2 separate regions of the Homo sapiens genome follow, and region 1 is linked to region 2. Evidence: chromatin loops called from intact Hi-C (ENCODE). Cell type or tissue: Panc1. All regions are shown on one strand. Links, peaks and the distances in the headings refer to the core of each region. The heading gives the core; the rest is flanking DNA. Region 1 has its middle 340 kb from the start of KCNH7. Region 2 has its middle 190 kb from the start of GRB14.

Region 1 (10,161 bases), core at 1,963-6,962, 1.2 Mb before region 2:
TTAAGACTTCTTAAGAAATTAGCACCTCTCCTGAATTTTATGTGTTCACTACTTTTAATTTCTTTTCTTTATATTTTATAGATAAAAAAGGTAGGTTTTTTTGTTTATACAGTGGATTGATAAGAAACTATTTTACTTTTGGAACTATAGCTCCTGTGAGAAGGAAGGGGAATAACATCCCTAAAATAGCATTCAGAGCAGTGCCTGCCTACTCTTATAACTCTCTTTCTTCTGTCATCTCTCCTGTCTTCTCTTATTACCTTATGCTCCACACTCCCATCATCTTTTCCCTTGAACCAGTAAGAATTTGCAGAAGTATTTTTAGAATATTAGAGTCTATTGAGGGAGTTTGGTAAGACAAAATATATGAACAAACAGTTTTCTACAAAATTATTATTGCAAAAGGTTAGTACTGTTGATATTATTAATAGTAAGAAATGGGATATAATCTGTATCCACCCACAGAGGATGGGTTAAACAATGGTACAGCCACTTAGTTGAATACTATTCAGGTTTTATTTTCTGTTTTGTGTTTTGAAGATTTTTCTTTTGAGAAAGAGTCTCACTATGTTGTCCAGGCTGGAGTGTATGGTGCAATCTCAGCTCACAGCAACCTCTGCCTCCCAGGTTCAAGTGATTCTCATGCCTCAGCCACCCCAGTAGCTGGGATTACAGGCATGTACCACCACATCTGGCTAATTTTTGTATTTTTAGTAGAGACGGGATTTCACCATGTTGACCAGGCTGGTCTCAAACTCCTGGCCTCAAGTGATATGCCCACTTTGGCCTCCCAAAGTGCTGGGATTACAAGTGTGAGTCACTGCACCTGGCTGAGAGCTTTCTTTTTTTCTTTTTTTTTTTTTTGAGATGGGGGTCTCACTCTGTTGTCCAGGCTGGAGTGCAGTGGTGTGATCATGGCTCACTGCAACTTTGAACTCCTGGGCTCAAGAGATCCTCCTACCCTAGCCTCCAGAGTAGCTAAGACTACGAGTGTGTTCCACTACACCAAGCAATTTTTTTTTTTTGAGATGGAGTCTCGCTCTGTTGCCCAGGCTGGAGTGCAGTGGCACCATCTCGGCTCACTGCAAGCTCTGCCTCCTGGGTTCACACCATTCTCCTGCCTCAAACTCCTGAGTAGCTGGGACTACAGGCACCCGCCACCATGCCCAGCTAATTTTTTGTATTTTTAGTAGAGAAGAGGTTTCACTGTGTTAGCCAGGATGGTCTCAATCTCCCAACCTCATGATCCGCACACCTTGGCCTCCCAAAGTGCTGGGATTTCAGGTGTGAGCTACCGCACCTGTCCTATACCAAGCAATTAAATTTTTTTTTTTTTTTGTAGAGATGGAATCTTGCGATGATGCCCAGGCTGGTCTTGAACTCCTGGCCTCAAGAGATCCTCCTGCCTCAGCCTCCCAAAGTGCTGGGATTCTAGGCATGAGCCACCATGACTAGCCTACTATTCAGTTTTCTAAGAAACTCTTTTAATACTAAAAGTAAGGTAAAAACCAATGTGCATAATATGCTACCTTTTGTATACAAAAGGATTAAAATACTAAATCAAGTTAATATTTTCTTGTACTTGCCTAAACGTACTAGAAAAGAGAGAAATAAATTAATAAAAATCATCTCTTATGAGAGTAGATAGGGACGGGTAATAGTGAGACTTCTTGATATATCCTTTTAAAAAACTTTCTGAGCCACATGAATGCATTACCTTTTAATAAAAATGCAGAGTAGCACTCAACAAATGTTTGTTGAATGAATAAATGATTGAATTACTTAGAAGGCTCAAAGCTAGTTAGTTAAGATGACAAATTGAAAGAGTATATTTAATTTCCCTAACTATTGCCACTGCTTTCCAATTCTTTATTTCCTTAAAACTCAATGGACCCAGTTCTCATTAAAATACACAATTTATTCAAAATCTTACCTTGTTCTGAAGTGTTTTTCTACTTGTACTTTGTATTCTTTGGAGTTTTAGCTATCCTAGAGTAGAGAAGATCTTTTGTGTTTATATTTATTCTTTCTCCAATATCCCATATAAGGCCATGCTCATAGCTAATGTTCAATAAATCATCAACCTCCATAAATTCTACTAATGTGTCATATAATGATGCTTATTATAGGACATAAAATTTAGATATCTTTTATCTCCATTCAATTAATCGAGTCATATCATTTTACAATGATATGAGTCCTGGTGATATGTCATATATTCTGAAATAGTGGCTTTTGGATGCATTCCAGGTGATGATAAATCCCCAAGTTCCTTTAGATGACCAATTTGAATATGTGGAGATAATTAATAGTGCTTTAGTATGCCTCAATCTTCATACTACTATTTTGTATCTTCTGTTAGAGCCATGTGCTTTTATTTTTCCTATTTTTTTCTGCAGTGGACATTGAGATCTCTCTCCATCACCTAGAAGCATCATTCTACTACTCATCATGAACAAAACCCAGCAAAAACCAAAAGCCATATCTAATCTGTTGGCTAGCTACCTTTGACCAGTTAATAAAACTCCTTTTTAGCATAAGTTGTTGTGTTTATTTTATGAAAATATTTGGATTTCTATTTAAATTTCTTCATTGCCATCTCCCCTAGAGGTCTTCTTATTATGCTGCCTTAGGATTGAGGCTCAGGAGATCACCTCATAGTCAAGGCTCTTTTCTGATTTCTTATTGAGAAAAAGTCCTTTTGTTTTTATCTTTTTAAAATTCTGACTTTTACTTTAGAGTGAAGAGAGATACAGGAATTTTTTTTGCCTTTAATCAAGTAATGTCAAGAAAGTCAAAGGCTCAAATAATGAGTAAATAATGAGTTTTCCACATTTAAATATATGTGGAGACTAATTATATATGATACACTTATTTATTAATGAAAGTTATTATTGGAATTATTGTTTATCTCCACCTATTTAAGCTAAAGCCTCTACTAGATATTACTTTGTGAAAATGAATAATACCTATAATAATATTTGTTAAATAAATGGAAAGAGAAAAGATGTTTGGGAGTAGTGCCTAGAAAGAGTATGTTTGAAAATGTTTGGAGAATAAAGCTCCAAAATGCTTTAAGGACGAGACAAAGTTTAAACAAACTTTAAGATAATTTGAAAGGATATGACAATAGAAAAGATGGAATAGCCATTCTCTATAGTGTAGTCTGTATGTTCATCTAGCTGATTAGATGTATTAGACTGAAAAATGCAGTGGAACTGAAAAAGTGAAGTGTGATTTAAAGGGGACAAATAGGAATTGGATCTAAAATAGAGAACAAAAATGTGAAGCCCACAAATGTGTTTCATTTAGTTTGCATTGAATTGGTTCCAATTCCTTCAGATTAGAGAGTCCACATAAGAATCCTATTTTCATCTTCCCTTTACAAAGCACAGGGCAACCCTAGGAAGCTTCCCCTTCTGGCAACAACCACTACAGCTAATTAAAGGCTACCTACTTTGCATGGGGCATGCTCTCCAGAGTTCTGCCTAATGCCTACTTGGCTAATTTTTAAATTTAAGTTACTTGTGTGGTCTCTGTAGACACTTGGGTTTTCAAGTCCTGGCTTTAAAGACTTAATCTTTCATCAGCTTTATGGTATCAGCATCCCTTTCTATTTGAATCTATGTGGTTTCTAAGTTGTGTTAGTAAGTAATACCCAAACCAGGATAACCATCATTATCACCAGGGGAGCTTATTAAAATTGTGGATTCCAGTCATCTCCCTTCCATAGGCGTAGGGGAGCATGAGAGACATATATTTAACAAATGTCCAGATGATTCTAATGAATCTAGTTTTTAACGGGCTTCGGAAATCACTGAATGGGGATACAGCAGCAGGTATATTCAGTCCATTCTTGAGTGTGAGGAGCCGAGCCTAAGCTGTTTCTAATTTCTTCACAATTGTGACTGTAATAGCTCTGGCTCCTTGCCAGTGGTCCTGGGAATCTTGAGCTATCCCATTGGATGCTCTGGTAATGGATGTTATCTGAATACTGAATATGAATTTAAAGAATCCCTATTATCATTTAAAAAGTACCTGTCTTCTATGCACCAAAAGCCAAATATCAGAGGAGAGCTATGTCATTGTAATTAACCATCACTGTCTATTAAGTCCTTATCATTAAGAATTTTCAAGATGGAGAATATCTAATCTAAATATTTCAGATGAGAAAATTGAGACCCAAGGAATTAAATGACTGACTCAGGGTCATACGATTCAGTAGTAATAGAGAATGTTGAGAACTCCAATCTTCTGAGCTTTCTTGTATCATAATGATTCACATCCATGTAGAAAGGATGGATTATAGCACGTATATTCTCAGGGGCCACTGTTGTTTAGGGCGAGTTGAGTTCAAGGTTAAAGTGATATAGATTACAGGTGCAAAAAATGCATTCTGCCACCTCCTGCATTTTTCAGGTGTAAAAAGAACTCAGATCTGCAGTTTAGCTTACTTTTCCAAACTGAAAATATCAATTTAAGACTTGTGCATATTTTAGAACAAAATCTGTAACATAATATTAATTTTTCTCTATAAGGGATGAAACAAATATCTAAATTATTAGGACCAATTTACAAGAACAAAGACAACCGTCTTACTAAAATAGAAACATGTTTAGAGGTTAAAATTGATGTATTAATGTAATGTTCCCTGTGAACCACCAGATGTCACTATTAGAGTCATCATGCATCACCTTACAGTAAATTATTAGAGATTTTAGCCTCAGCCAATATTAACAATTTTGTGTTCATGTTCATTGTGTAGATCTTGCAAAATACCTTTTTCTGTTTTTATAAAGCATATGCCATTTTTACCTTTCATAATTGTTGATGTGAAGGATATGAAATCAAGAAACAAGAAATAATGTCCTCAGCCTTCAAATATGAGCTTAGGTATAATCATTTGAGAAAGATAAGCACCTTGTGAAAGTCTAGTTCACTCCTAAAAATCAGTACTTTTAAAAACTATCTTTTTTCCCCAAAGTTGGAGGTCTAATACATTATTACAGAATAATTATTTCAATTAAATTTAATTCGATTACAATTTAGAAGTCATTGACTAAAATTTGCAGGAGTTTAAGTCAACGCTGGAAGAGGTAAATATTAAAAAAGACATGAAAGTTATTTTTAAGAACCTTAAAATCCATTGGAAATGTAAAAGCTAAATTAAGATAAAATTGTAAAACTATGGAAATAGAATGAGAGGAGAGAGTGCCATTTAAATTGGGGATTGAAAAATTAGGGATGTTGGAGATTTTTTTTTTTCGGTAGGATAGGGAGGGAGGGAAGGAAGAATACAAAAGATACACAATTGTGACAGAACATGTTACATTCAGGAAGTTGTGTGACTCTAGAGCAAAGACTATGGTGGGTAGCAGTAAGAGTCTACTCTAGGAAGGTAAATTAGAACTAATTAATGAAGAACTTAAATGGATACACTGCTATTTTATTTTTGATAATAATTTCAATAATAATAAATTAATAACATTGCTAATTTTGAAGAGGGAAGTCATGTGATCTAATTACTGTTTTGCAGTCACTAGCCACATGACTATAGATGGATGCATGGATTGGAGGTATCAGAGACTAGACTTAGGGAAACGAATGAGGAGGCTCTTGAAATAATGAAGAGCCTTGGGTAGGAGAAAAAAAGGGAGCATAAAATAGAGAAAGTGGATGCCAATGAGAATTACAAGTGTTCCGCAAATTTTGACCTTTTAAAAGTTTTGCCGCCACTCTTTTTGGGGAAGACTTTTTGGAAGGCCACTCAATTCAATTGGTGGCAGAGTTAGGAGATTTTGTTCAATTAAAAAATGCCAGCTATTTATAGGGTTTCAGTCCTCTAAAGATTTATATGATTAATAGTATTAAAACATTTGCAGCTCAAAAACATCTGAAATTATCCTATAAAGATAGTTTTAGAACACTGTAATTCTTATAAACTAGTGATTCCAAATGCTACAAGTGAATTTGAACCAGGATTCAAATGTAAACAAGAAAATTGATTAACATGAAATCTTAGGTCAATATACAAATACCTTCTTCCTCAAAATCTGTCTCCAGCTGTCCTGCCACAATGCTTGAAATACCCACTTCCCAACCCACTAATGATTTGGTTCTCTTAATTAAGGTATTACATTTCTGGGACCGCATTCATCCATGCAACAAACATTGATTGCCTAGCATGTGTCAGGATTCTGCAAGTTCTTGGGGATACAAAGACGAATGAAATGAGATACCTGAATTCAAGGACCTCATAACTTTACAATGGAGCTAGAGGTGTAAATAAATAATTTCCATACAACTTGAAGTATACCCCTGTGGCTTTGGGAACATAAAGAAATTTACTAACTTTGGAGGAAGGAGGAAGTAAGGAGAGGGAGCTCAAGAAAAATGATTCTCAAGGTATCTGAAAAAATGAGAAAATCCTCAGGGCAAAGATTACTCTGATAAACTAACTCCCTATAGAATAAGAAGGACATAGGATGCTATTAAAACACCCATTAATTTACTGCTGAAATGGAGAAAGTAGTGTGACTATCCCTCCCAGTTTCCCTGACACAGCCCTGGTTTTTACTTATTGCTCTCCTTTCACTCTTAAAAATGTGCTAGCTTGGACAATAATTTTATTTGTGTGATAAAGCATATAAAGAAAGTCATAATAAAGACATCTGTGAGTGAATTGTCATCAAGATCAGTAGGGCACGTAGATCCAATGGTCAAGATGTAGTTATAATGGCAGGACAGGCAAGGAGTCAATGGCTAGAAGAGCCAAAAGAAATAAAATGAAGATCAAGGTATTACTGCAGGGTACTGTTCATCTGAAACATGATGAAAGTGTTGGCATATTTGTCTTGTCACATGTGGGGAAAAGGGAGGCCTGGAAAGTAATAGAACACAATGTTTAAGTGGAGAGTGTTGGAAAGCATGAAAGGTCTTTTATGTCTTATTAAGAACTATAAAATAACTGCTAATATTTTTTCAGTGTCTACTGTGTTGTAGGTACTGTACTAACCACAGGATAAGAAATAAACCCCTTAATCCTTACAACAACCATGTGAGGCATATGGTAGTCATTAAGGATGTTCGCTGAATATTTCAGGCTCTGCAACTTCTAGGCACTTAATGAGATTTCATTTTTTGGTCTCCTAGTGTTGAGTAGGGTCATATGACCAGTTAAAGCATTTAGTTATAGTATTAAGTTGTGGCATTATGACGTTAAGATGTGTATTTTTTTAATTCATATTACTGACAAGAAACTGATACTCAAAGGTTTAAGTAACTTAATCTAAGGTTACTAGTTGGTAAGTAGTCAGTGAATGGTAAGTAGATATGCCAAGATTAGCACCCAGGAAGTCTAAACAGATATAAACCTGCAGACTCTATTGCTATACAATATTGGATCACAAACACCCAAGACTTAATCCTGTTTATCCTAAATGACTCATACTGATGGTATTATTTCTCCTTTTCTTTCCATCATTAAGTCATTATATCCCCCTTCTCACAGCATAGACACCAAAAAGAAAAAAAGTCTAAGTAAAAAGGAAAAAACAACCTTTAGGATATTTGTCTGTTTTTGTTTACTCAGAAGTTGAAGCTCAGAACTCTAACAGATAGACAAAGTGTGATAGGTATACAACATGACCATTATGCAGCAGTTAAAAACAGTCAATGAGCTGTATACCTAAAACCTAAAATGGGTACTAAAAACATGGTGGATAAAAGTAGAAAATGGAAAGTTATCTAACAATATCATTCATGTTAAAATATATCCACATAAGTCAATATCCACCTACCAAGAACACAATATAATAAATAGCTACACATTTAAATGGTTGCTCATTCAGAGAGTGGTAAATGGGATTGAGGAACGGGGATAAAATGGAATTTTTAAAAGATAAACAAATCAGCCAGCCATGGTGGCTCATGCCTATAATCCCAGCACTTTGGGAGGCCAAGGCGGGCAGATCACCTGACGTCAGGAGTTCGAGACCAGCCTGGCCAACATGGTGAAACCCCGTCTCTACTAAAAATACAAAAATTAGCCAGGCGTGGTGGCAGGTGCCTGTAATCCCAGCTACTCGGGAGGCTGAGGCAAGAGAATTCCTTGAACCCAGGAGGTGGAGGTTGCAGTGAGCCAAAACTGCACCACTACACTCCAGCCTGGGTGACAGAGCAAGACCCCATCTCAAAAAACAAAAACAAAAACAAAACAAAACAGAAAGTTACCAAACCAACCAATTCACCAATATAGGGGACTTAAATATACCAAGGACGATAATGTTTTGTGAACTAACAATACAAATGGCTGAACTTTGTTTAAACCTTATGTATAAAAACAAAAGCAAGAGCCAAACCTCAGAAGAAATAGAGTACTAGCCTACCCACCACAAGATTTGTTTTCAGACTGCAATCATTTTGAAATATTTTTGAAGGAGCATACTATTTGAAAAAGGCAGAATATCTAAAAAGAACAAGAATCATTTATACACAGAGTGGGGAGTGAAAACTCTTGGCAAATGCAAATTACTCAACTGCTCAAAGTGGCTCAGACCCTCGTTGTCTACCAACAGATCAGACCTTTTGAAAAGCATAAAGAAACCCTTAATTATCCCATGCACATATATGTTCATTCCTTCTGCCTTGATGTGACATCTAGGTCCATAAATTGGCTTTCTTTAGATATTAATTATTTGTAGGTTATATAGAGGGTTTGTAGGAGTCTGGAAAACTTAAACACTGGGGAATTAAAGTTACTGTCAGATGTATCTCAAAAGCCTTGGGAAGTTTTTTGCTCCAAGGTGACATGAAACTGTGACAGGAGCTGCATCTCAAGCTGTTTGTCCAGCCAGACCTGGAGATTTGGGAGGCTGGTACCTGCTTTTATTTATTCATATGGAGGGTTACTGAATACAGATGCCAATGCTGACTGTGAGTTAAAGAGAAGAGAGGATAAGAGCTTAGGCTTAACCTACAGGGGACCTGAGGAATAAAGAGCCCCAGAGTCCAGCGTGGAGAAGAGAGAAGAAAGGGGAGGAAGAAAAAAGACTGAGAGAGATCAGGCCTAATGAACCTTTCCTGAAGTCAATGGGAATGGGGAAGTGGTGCCTCAGAGAGCAAGACCATACCCAAACAAAGCAGGGATAAAGTGGATCAGCCACAGTGTCACCAAATTTATCAAGAGTTCAAAAACTAGCAAATCAAAATCTGCAGGAAGAAGAAATTCTCGTGCAAAGCCATACACTATGTTATTATCAAGATGAAGATATGACAGTAAACATGCTACACACATATGTGAGACCAAACAGGCATGCACGCACACACACACACATACACGTTTTTGATGCTCACTCAGAAAAATCTAAGGATAGATTGTATTATATGGAATAGTGATATTCTATCTTTACGGAAAAGGGAATTTAGTTATGTAGTTTCTTTTTACTTCTATGACTGAAAAAGCTGAAAATGATGAAATGCTTTATACTATTATGAAGGAGTTAACAATAAAACCAGCAGGTCATTGATACCTTTCTTTCCTGGAAAATGCTTGGGAATCAAGTTACAGAAAATGCGGGGCTTGGAAGTTACCTCAGGAGAACAGAAACTGAAGGAAACCTGGGCAATGTGAGTAAAATATCTCTGTATTTACTGTAAGTGTGAAGTAAATGGATGCGTTCACCAGGAGCCAGCTGAAACAACCTTACTTCCTGTGGCAATCTTGATTATTGGAAATTGCCAACATACCACAAGCAATTTTAATTAGAGGAAACGTATCTTCTTGTCATACTTCATTTGTAAGCAAATGCTTTTTTTAACGAATATAGCATTATGACTGAGTAAATTAACTCCTGGTTACATTTGTATTGTATAGTTAAAAAAAAAAATTGACCATTTGACTCCCCAGACACTTACTCTACAAAGCATGACTCATTGTGGAAATAAAATGTCTTTTCCTTTCTTTCTTTACTAAAAATCAACTTCCTTTCTTAATTGTTTCTCTAAGTCTTTATACCTGACTCAACATTGAGCAGGCCAAGAACGACACATTTTCTTTTACAAACTAGAATTAAAATATTCTCTTTTAGAAACCTCCTAATACCAAAAAGTGTGTTCCAAATACTCATACACAATGTTGCATCATTAATGTCGCGTGTAAAT
Region 2 (10,161 bases), core at 2,524-7,523:
GATATTTTTATGTTGTTTATGTCTCAGTAATGATGATGGAAACTGAGAAAGACAGGACTCATTCCTTGGATGTTTAAATCAACCGAAACATTCTATTTTCATGGTGTATTGTGGCACAAGTGAGGATATATCCTTAGCTTCGTATGTTTTGCTAATTTCCCTAGGCTTATTTCTTTCTGTTTTTTTTTCTTACACTTCCTTTGCACTTGCTCTCTCTCCGTCTCCCTTTCCCTCTCCCGCTCCCTCTCTCTCCTTTTCCCTCTCTTCTAATTAGGCCACTTCTTTCTTCTATCATTCTTGCTCTAAATATACTTGCTAAGTCTATTGCTGCTATTGCCTCTTTTCCACGTTATCTTTTTTTAGGCACAATGCCAGTGCCATTTTTCTCGTGATTTGTGAAAGTCTTTCTTTCCTCTGTCCCTGCCCAGGCCTCCTACCCCCTGCCTAAGCTTTTCCTTTTTCCTCTATTATCTAGTATGCTCTCTGTTATATTTCTAGCCCTTAAAGTTCACAGGGCTCGTGAGAAAAGAAAACTACAGCTGTGGTGAAACAACAGAGGTTTGTCCAAAAACTATCCTTGATTATTTGGATCTGGTTTACCGTGTTGCTTCTAAACAATAGCTTAATTGCATGTCTTGAAAAAACCTGCAAAAATCAAGCAAAAGCCCTAGAGAAAGTGCTTGCTGTAATATGTTTGCTCTCAAGTTTTAGAACCCTCTAATTTGCCCCCATTTCTCCATCCATAGGATAAAACAAAGTATATTTACATTTTCTCTTGTTTACAAGGGAAGTAGAACAAAAAAAGCTTCCATTCCCCCGATTATAATGAACTCTCAATACTAATATGACACACAATATATGCCATCTCAATAAGAAATATACATTTAATTTGGATAGGATGTTTGCAGTTTTATCCAGAACACTAGGAAAAAGGTGATTAAGTACCTGATGCCTGAACTCTTAATGACATGCAGAGAATCTCATGAGCTGAAGAAATTCCCAGAGGAAAACTGGAATATAATAGCCAGTTTGGGTTTCTACATGTGGATCACTTCTTTGCTTACATATGCAATGATTTGGAAGTCTTTAATTGTATCAGTGTTGTGTTTTGTTTTACTATAACAACCTTTTAAGTTTATTTTTATTGCCGGTTTAGTTCCTAAAAGCATTCCCCTTACTCCATAGGCACAAGATGCCAGGTGAATTTGCTTCACTACTGATCAGCATTTTTATTTTCATTTCACTGATAAATACTTTCTTACATGCTTTGAAAAAAGGATAAATATATTTAAAATCTTAATAGGGAAATTGATCATTGCAAACATAATTGGATCCCTTGACCTTCTTTCTTTGGTCCACATGCATCTGCAGTAGTGTACTGAGCTGCAGACCTATGGAGGGAAAAAAAAATCTTTCTGATTATAACTGGAAACATTTTTAAGTTCTATATTTTCAGAATCAAAATTACAAAAAATGATAGCACTGGGAATAGCAAATTAAGTTCTCTATAAGCTACCGCCAGAAGTTAACAATACAGAGATAGTTAACGCAACTGAACTTCTCAACAAAATCCTTTCGCAAAACCACACCTGACTTAGTCTCACGGGAAAGAAAGGAAGTAGAAAATATATGGATTCTAAATAGATTGTTAGGAAATCAAAGATGAACGGAATAGACAAAAAAATAGAGAAAAAGCAAAAACCAAGGATGCCACTATATAATTAACACTGATGTGTAATCATGAATACAGTATAGATAGAAATTCATACTCTTGAGTCTTTTAAAGAGAAATACTGCTGTGATAAGAGAAAAGGAAGCATTAACACTGACCAGCTTTTGAACAGTGATATTTCGTCCTATGAAGTTCTGTGAAAATTGCACTTTACCAGTAATATTTAATTGTAGCATAAAACTTAAACACCATTTACTTGATATAAAATCGGGATAGTATGTAAATTAAGTAAGTTTCAATTCATGTCTTCTTACTCACATCTGTTGGCAGTTTAAATAGTTTTAGTGTCATTAATTGTTATAAAAGTGCAAGATTTGCTGTATGCTTGCCACTTAGGACCAAAGGCACAAAAGTCTAATTGAACTAAGTAATTAGTAATTTGTCATTTCCTATTGTCAGCAATTACTTTCCATTAGAAATCCTCACTGAAAATTCTAATTTGAAGTGAGGTTTGCATTTTATTGCTGTCCATCCAAATTAGTTTAAAATTGACAGCTACATTTTCATTTAAAATTTTAAAGATATTAAATATGCTTGAAGAAACTGGAGCATACGCAGATCTACATAAGCGCAGGCGCGTGCACACTCACACGTACACATGGGTGTGTGTGTGCATGCACACACTCACATTCATTCAAAGGAAAAGACGGTGAACACCAAAGGAGGTGCCTTTTATTTCCCCAAAGGTGAGTTGCTGTGCAAATGTCACATCATCGTTGCTTCTATAAAATTCTAGGTTTCTGATTTTTACATTTGCACACAGACCCCTGAAGTGGTGCTCTCACCTGAACACAGATGGACAAGGAAACAGCACACTATTAGACTTCTTTCTGGGGTTCCAAGCTCCCTCTGGGATATGGCTGTTGGATGGTTTTTTATTTCGCTCTTTCTTCACGCTCCACTAGCCAATCAACACCTTTCCTCTCCTAAGTTCTGAGTACTGTAAAAAGCTAAGGGGGAACTTAGATCAGCCCTTCAAAATAATACTAAGGAGGTGATTTATAATTAGCATGGATCCACTGATCTACTTTAAACTAAGGGCAACTCAGTGAGTCAAGCTTATACTTAGCTCCCTTTGTAAAAGTCAGAGCACCACATGTTGTCCCAACTAGGTATTCTTCCTCTTTTAAAACTTAACAAGTCTGTTTCCCTTAAAGTAAAGCTGGGTTTCTTTAACAACTAAACTAGCTTTCCAATTTTCAAAATTAAAAATGTAGAATTAAACTTCACACATTTTTCTCTCTACCCCATTGTTTAAATCCTAAAACCGTATGACAAATCTTTAGCTGGAAGATTTCAGTTAATATACATGTACACAAATGTCCAGTTTCTTAGAAGAGACTAACAAAAATTGCTTGGGGAAAAGCATACTCATATTTATTATGATAAAGTTGGCAATGTCCATAAATAACAGATCTGATTTATTAACCTAGAGTTAGAATTACATTAAAGGGCAAAATACAATGAAATTTTACAATTACATGTCTAATAATTGAAGAACTAATAGGGTGGTGTTTAATGCATCTCTATATTAATTTAAATGATATGGTTTACTAATTTTTTTCCTAAGTTGTATAAATGCTAAAATTGGCTTGTAACACTGGAAATGGTAATGAATTTCTCTTATTTTTTAAATGACATTCTAATCATTACTCTAAATTAATATACTTTTACAGAATAAATTTTCTACAGTTACCCCTTTGGTAACTAACTACATATAGCACACATCTGTAACACTTAAGTGAACATTAATTAGTGCTAATTTACAATCAAATTCCAATGGAGAAGCAAATTACGCTTTCTTGAACATCAAAAGTCTTTATCATGACCATTATAATGAAGAATGCCAGAACATCTTAATTATTTCTGCTTATAAATAATGTTTTCCACAAACCTTAAAAATGCGGAGTACTTCAGAAAGAGAAAAAAAGCTAGTCTCATTATTATTTAGTTTCTACTTAGTGCTAATCCAGTTCATTTCATTGAGTATCTTTCTCTTTCCTTCATTATAATAGAAAAAAAGATCGCCTGAAAATTCACGAGTAAACTTTTTCCATTGGGCATACTGTTTGCAATCTTTTGAAATAGCTTTAAGTATTATGACACTGCTGCAAGACTTTGCTACATAAATCTAAGATTGTCCATAATATTCAAGTTTTATGTGAACCAAAAATTAAAGTGTAAAATATTTGCTTCCTTACATGTATCACATTTAAATAGATTCATAGTTCTAAAGTAATATGCTTCACAGAAGAAAAATAAGTAACTGACACATAGAAACTCTCATTTGGCTCATTCCAAAAATGTGAGTAATTGCCAATAAGGCACTGAAAAGAAGAGAGAATTAAATTAAAAGTTCAATAAACACTGATCAATATGCTTGTAAATACCAAGTCTATAAAATGATCTTCCCTTTAAATGTAGTTATACCACAGGTACATGTTCTGTATTTTGGAATTTGGCTGATCATTTTAAAATCTACTTAAATTTGTTTCTAATAGAAACATTCCAGAAATCTAGAAAGGCTGCCCAAGAAGATTTCTTTTTAAAAAAAGAAAGAAAAAGAAAACAGCAGCCTGGATTCTCTAGCTATCGCTATCTCCTGGTTTAGCATTAGCTCACAATCAGCTGAATAAAGAAGTCATCCCTGTCTAAGATGTAAATAAATCACAAGCCTCAGTTACTTTACCACTAGCTGTTTGTCATTCAGGAAAATAATGGTTAATCAATGTCTAATCAATGAAGATGTGTAACATATTAGTTTGCAGTCCTTCATCATCCTATTTTCTTCAATTGCCTGGGGGTTTGTGTTCAGTACTTACAGAATCGATTACAATTGAGAATGATCATTCAGCTCATGTTGAGAGCTGTCAGCTGTGCTTTCCACAGGGCAGCTTTACTCTTGTGTTTAATATGAGATGCTAATATTTAGCTGCATCCGACAACCTAGGTTCCATGGTGGAACATTTTATGAGAAGTGCTTAAGTAACTAATTGTATCACTACATGTCACTTAATGAAACTAAACTTCTCCTGACTTCACAATAATCATAAGCATTACTGGCTTGCTGTGGAAAATTAAAGAGAAATAGCTGCCTGCTTGAGTCTGATCATGCCTGCAGGGAAGGTCTAAGAAAGGCAACTACCAATGACGCCTTTATAAATAACTGCAGGGGGTGGACGGGGGTGATGATTCTACAATTTCATATAAAACAACATTTATAAGGATGCTGTATCCTCATGTGCAAGCATCCCTGGATGCCCACAATACCTCACAAATACCATGAGAAAAGTTGGACTGCAGACTCTTGATACATTTCCTTTAAGAAACAACCTTTTCTGACTCTGCGCATTTAAATTCCAAATAAAATGTTAATTGCCTGACAAGCCCGTTTTCCTTGTCATTTATAAAAATGTATACATCCTGAATAAAAAGTGGGAGAATACTTAAAAGAGTAGGAGAAGAATCTTGATTTTAACAACAAATAATTGTCACGCTACGGAGTTCTTGGCTTTAATTGCTGTTTTTGTGATTTGTTTTGGAAGTTGGGCTGATGACAATCACAGAGCCCAGTGTTAAAAACTAATAATGATATAGTATTTCATTCGAAACATTTTTGGATCTTGATAGTATTGATTTGAAAGAACAAGTTTAGGCCACTCATTGTTAGTATTAGTTCCAAGAGCACCCTCTAGTGCCCACAGCTTTGAAGAACCCTGTGGAAGGCAGAAAAGTCATTTGTATGCAGCTCAAGCTCATTGACACTTGCTTTATAGGCCAATATTAAGAACCTTTAAAAAGTATATCTGTCATCAAAAGTGACCTAAATGTGCTCTTAAACTTAAAAATGTTTTAATATTATTCTGTGATCAAGCATACTGAAGAAATTTAAAATGATCTAAGATTTTCTTTAAGTTATAATAGTGCATTAACTTTATTAGAGTATTGCTTCAGTAATACATTGTCAAATTTTATGGATATTTCAGGAGATGTGTTAATTGTATAAATTGCTGGGATAACTGAGAAAAACTTAACTAATGACAACACCTTAAAGAAAAAGGTTACTTCACACCCAAAGCCATAATGTACAATGAAAGATTGAATTTACATTGTTTCCAGTAACAGTGAAAAAGAAAAAAAAAAAAACTTTATCTCTGAATTCAAATTTTTAATTAATCTTATTTGTTTTAATCAATACCAGTTGTAAAGGTGAGCAAAAAAGACCCCATCAAATGATTAAATGATCACTTTTGTTTGCTCTCAGTTTTAACTCCCTTCATCTCACAAATAAATCACATAATAAACCTGCGTACAATGGGCCTGCTGAAAAAATGAAAGAGTATCTGTAAAACACTGGTTTTGTTTATATTTTGAAATAGAATTTCATGGTTGTAAATAACAAATACAGGAAAGACGTGTGTATTCAATTTTAAATCACAGATACATCTTTCCAGGTTGGTGTACTAAAGATGTAGTAGAGGAATTCAAAATTATGGATTTATAGTAATGCAATCATAAATGGCATTTATAGAAACAAACTACTTAGTTAACCTGACCTAAAAAACAAAAATCTCAGGCTTTAAGTACATCAAAACTGCCAAACCAACATAGTTTGTGCTTAAGCACACAATAAGGAAAGACTGAAGACAAAATTGCTAGAGGCACCGAATTCCAGAGAAATTCCCAACCCACAAAATTGCTATAATTTTATCAAAATATACATGATAGTGTTTTCCTCTTTTACACCCACATTTCTTATGGAGAAACAGTTTATACATTTACATTCTGAGATGTTTCAGCAAACTCTGTTAGATTATTTCTTATGTATCTTTCTAGTGACAAATAGAATGTTTGGAAAGAAAATAAAGCTAACACGTGCACAATACCTCATAGGTAAGTCTCCAGATTGGGCATTAAAGTATGTGTTACCTCACATAGAATCAGATCAAGCTCTGAATTAAACGTGGTCAACATTTTCTAGAAGTTACTTTTTTTTCCTATCACTCACTTTGCTCAGAATATGGGAAAACCTGTTAGCCGGATGTCTTACAAGCTGGGTTCGCATATCTGTGCAAATATTTATAGTCTTCTTAAATTACCTTTTTACCATCAGCAGTTCCTAAATCAAGCACATACACTATAAAAGGCAAACCAACAAAGAAGTATGTAAAAGATCTTCATCTACCTCTGCACGGCTACCAGGGGAGGTGAGCTTGCCCCACGAATGCCTACACTTTGATAGGAGAACTGTGATAACGATGAAAAGTTAATAGATTTTTATCTATATGAACGTGATGATCATAGACCTTGTTATTTTTATTATTTTTAAGAAGGGAATTGGTGCTGCATGAATATGAAGGCATATATTCACAGAATTTCTTAGATTTATAGGTACAGGAGCTACAAAGACTTCTCTTCTTTCTGAGGTAGATAAATTGAGTTCCATGCAGTTTACTACGTAGGGGTCTTTCAAATGAGACCACAAAACCTCAAATCCTTCCTCTTCTGTGTGGACATTAAAGATCTCATAGCAATTTTCATAAGAGTAGGGGTTTGTCACCATGCCACTGGGCAAATTCCTAGGACTTACCTTAAAGTCAAGCAGCCAGCTTCTCTCCACAGGATTTTAGTGTATTAGATACCTTGAAAAGTTCAGTATATTTACTCAATTTATTTAAAATGTTCTCCTAATGGTTCTGAAATATATTTTTAAGCAAAAAGGAACCAAAGGTCTCCTTAGGTGAAGTTACAGTAATGTTTGTTACATGAAATCAAACTTCCTTCCAAAATATTTGATTAGTCCCTTTTGAACACAAATGCCTACAGTATTAATTTTATTTTAAAAACAAAAACAACCAACATATAATAAAAAAATCTTATAATCCATGATCCATGCTTTCTGATACAGGTAATGTAAAATAAATGATATAATCTACAAAACAATGACAAATGAAAGACTTGGAAAAGGTTATGGTTTGACAAGGTAACATTTTTGAAATCTGGACACGAATCAAATTGATGTAACTATTGGTGATGCAACACTCTCTGACACTAAAGTCTTTACCACTGTCTAAAACATATAGAAGAGCCTATTGTGATTGCTTAATGTCAGCTTTTGTTCATAAGCTCTTTCATAAAATTGAAACCAGGAAAATGATTTAAAGCAGTTCAATTTGTCTATTTACCTTAATCTTTAACTATTCCCATATGTCCGGCTACATGATGTATGACTCTTCATAAACCAATTTTTCAAAGATATACACGACAGAAAAAAGTCAGGCTCCTAACCTTTTATGTGCTTAACTTTTACAGAGCTCTAGAAAACAAAATGCTTTTAGGTTTCAGAAAAGGGAAAAAAACGAGAGAGAAAGATTATTTTCTTTTTCTCTCTTGTTAGTAAATATTTGCATCAGTGAAAGTAGAGCATGCACTAATTTCTAGGTATGTGAAAAGTTCTTCTGGATGTCTCATTCACAGGCATCAATGTAAAGGTCTTTGTTTACAAGTACTACGTAATAAATGAGGATACATAAATTAAGATCATTAAACCCTTACAGGTCCCATAGTTGAGGTAGGAATATTGTGCTAGGTATAATATCACTTAGCAAGGGGGAGGAGAAAAAAAGAAACGCAGATTAGGGATTCCTCAGCACAACCTGAATCATAATCACAGTAGAACTGATTTAGCTTCAGTCTTAGTAAAAAGCAATAATCATAACAATAATTTAGTCAGAATTGAAATAGAATGTTCTGATTATTTTTAAAATACCACAAGATCATATAAAATTTTAATTTATGTACATGTCTTTGTAAAGATAAAAACAAAGGGAAAAAGTAGCATTTTGTTCATTCATGTAAAAAAATATTTGCTGGGCACCTATTTTGTGCTCGTTGCTGGATAAACAACTATGAACAGGACAAATTCACAGCCCTGGCCTCCTGGAACCTACTTAGTTGTAAACCAGAGAACCCCCTTAAGGAATATTACTATCAGGTTATGATTATGCGACAGTGTAGGAGTGAAATTTTTCTACTACTTTTAGTCCTCATACCCCCTTCAGCTCAGTCCTTATGCAAAATTTGCATCAGGTCAGTCTTTATGCAAACTTTGTTCTATAGGCTGTGTTATTTTCAATATACACTGTAATTTCTCAGGTGGTTTGTCCAAATTAAAAAATGTAGTCGTCTCTCATTAAAAAAGGGGACAAAACATTAAAATTCTTATAATGTAGAATGCAGAACAGAGAAAGAGAGTTAGCATTTGTTACACATCTAACTATGTGCCTAGCCCAAATCCAGGCACCTTGAATATATTACATAAAGATGTTTTCATAAGATGCAAGTATAAACATTTGTACTGTGAATATTTACATCTTTCATAAGATTAAGATCAGCTAAATCACTTTATAGATTAGTATAGTCTTTATCTTAAAATAGAAGAAATTCCAATAGAAAAACCAATGAATCATTACAATTAACTCTTATTTCAGTATGTGGATTGGTTAACTTGTATTATACCACCATTTCTCCATCTGTAATTAGCACTTTCCTTACGCAGATTTTGTGAAGAGGTCTTAATGAACCACTGTATTAATTGATAAGCCATAAGATTTAATGCAACTTCCCAAAGTACTTTATATGCTGAAAAAGGTAAGCCTGTCAACCAATACAGAAAAAAATTAGCATTCAAGTTATTATCATTATTAAGCACTTTCAAAATCTAACATAAAAATTGCATTATAAAAATCAATGAGATATTGTCTAAAGCTCATTAGAAAATTTTATTCACAGCACCAACATCACAGGATGATTTTATGATTTGTCTATGCCATTTGACCAAATAACCATAAATGCCAAACCAAGATTTTAGTACCAGCTTCTAAAGTGTGTGAAATTTATGTCTTGTTTATTTATTTACTATCCCCAAGTGAAACACTGAAAGTATATCTTTACACCTATGTATGTATACACAGACATTATTTACATATATTTACTGTAATTCATTCAAGTTTACTTGCAGTTCATAAAAAACAAATGTAGCTATTTTCATAATTTTGAAAATGAGAAACCTACAACTTCCAAAATAGGTGCTAAGATTCATCTGATGTAGTATTATTTTAATGTACATTCTCAATTTATTAAAGCTCTGCAAAGGAACTCTGAGTAAATGAAGATAACAAGACATTTTTGTAAACCTAAGTATATTCCAATTTCTGGTTTTTTTTCTACTAGTAGGAATTCTAATTCCTAATCTTACTCCAACTTCAGATTAACAAAAAAATTGTCATCTTAAAGCAATTTGGAATAACTACATGAATGAAACCAGTTAACAATTAGAAAATGTAAAATTGATATGTGTTTAGATAAAAAGATACTGGCAATTCTCAGAATGTAGGAAAAAGGAAACACATTTGTGTGACATTAGGTAA

What was found. A loop is a pair of places that touch in the nucleus more often than their neighbours do. Peaks named below come from ENCODE experiments on the same cell type or tissue, not always from the same donor. Only the 100,000 strongest peaks of a DNase experiment are listed, where the experiment ranks them.
Region 1: a loop joins it to region 2, with 4 times the contacts of the local background. A loop is called at or near these places in 46 of 110 quality-filtered maps.

Annotation. Positions count from the first base shown.
Region 1 is chr2:163,178,284-163,188,444 of GRCh38, forward strand. No RefSeq gene overlaps it. Among named protein-coding and RNA genes, the nearest start is that of KCNH7, 340 kb to the left of the region's middle. In Panc1, for the core only: CTCF peaks have their summits at 4,646 (motif pointing right) and 4,846; no DNase peak of the experiment used is centred there.
Region 2 is chr2:164,424,948-164,435,108 of GRCh38, forward strand. No RefSeq gene overlaps it. Among named protein-coding and RNA genes, the nearest start is that of GRB14, 190 kb to the right of the region's middle. In Panc1, for the core only: CTCF peaks have their summits at 5,428 (motif pointing left) and 5,629; a DNase peak (open chromatin) is centred at 5,444; H3K27ac peaks cover 473 bases.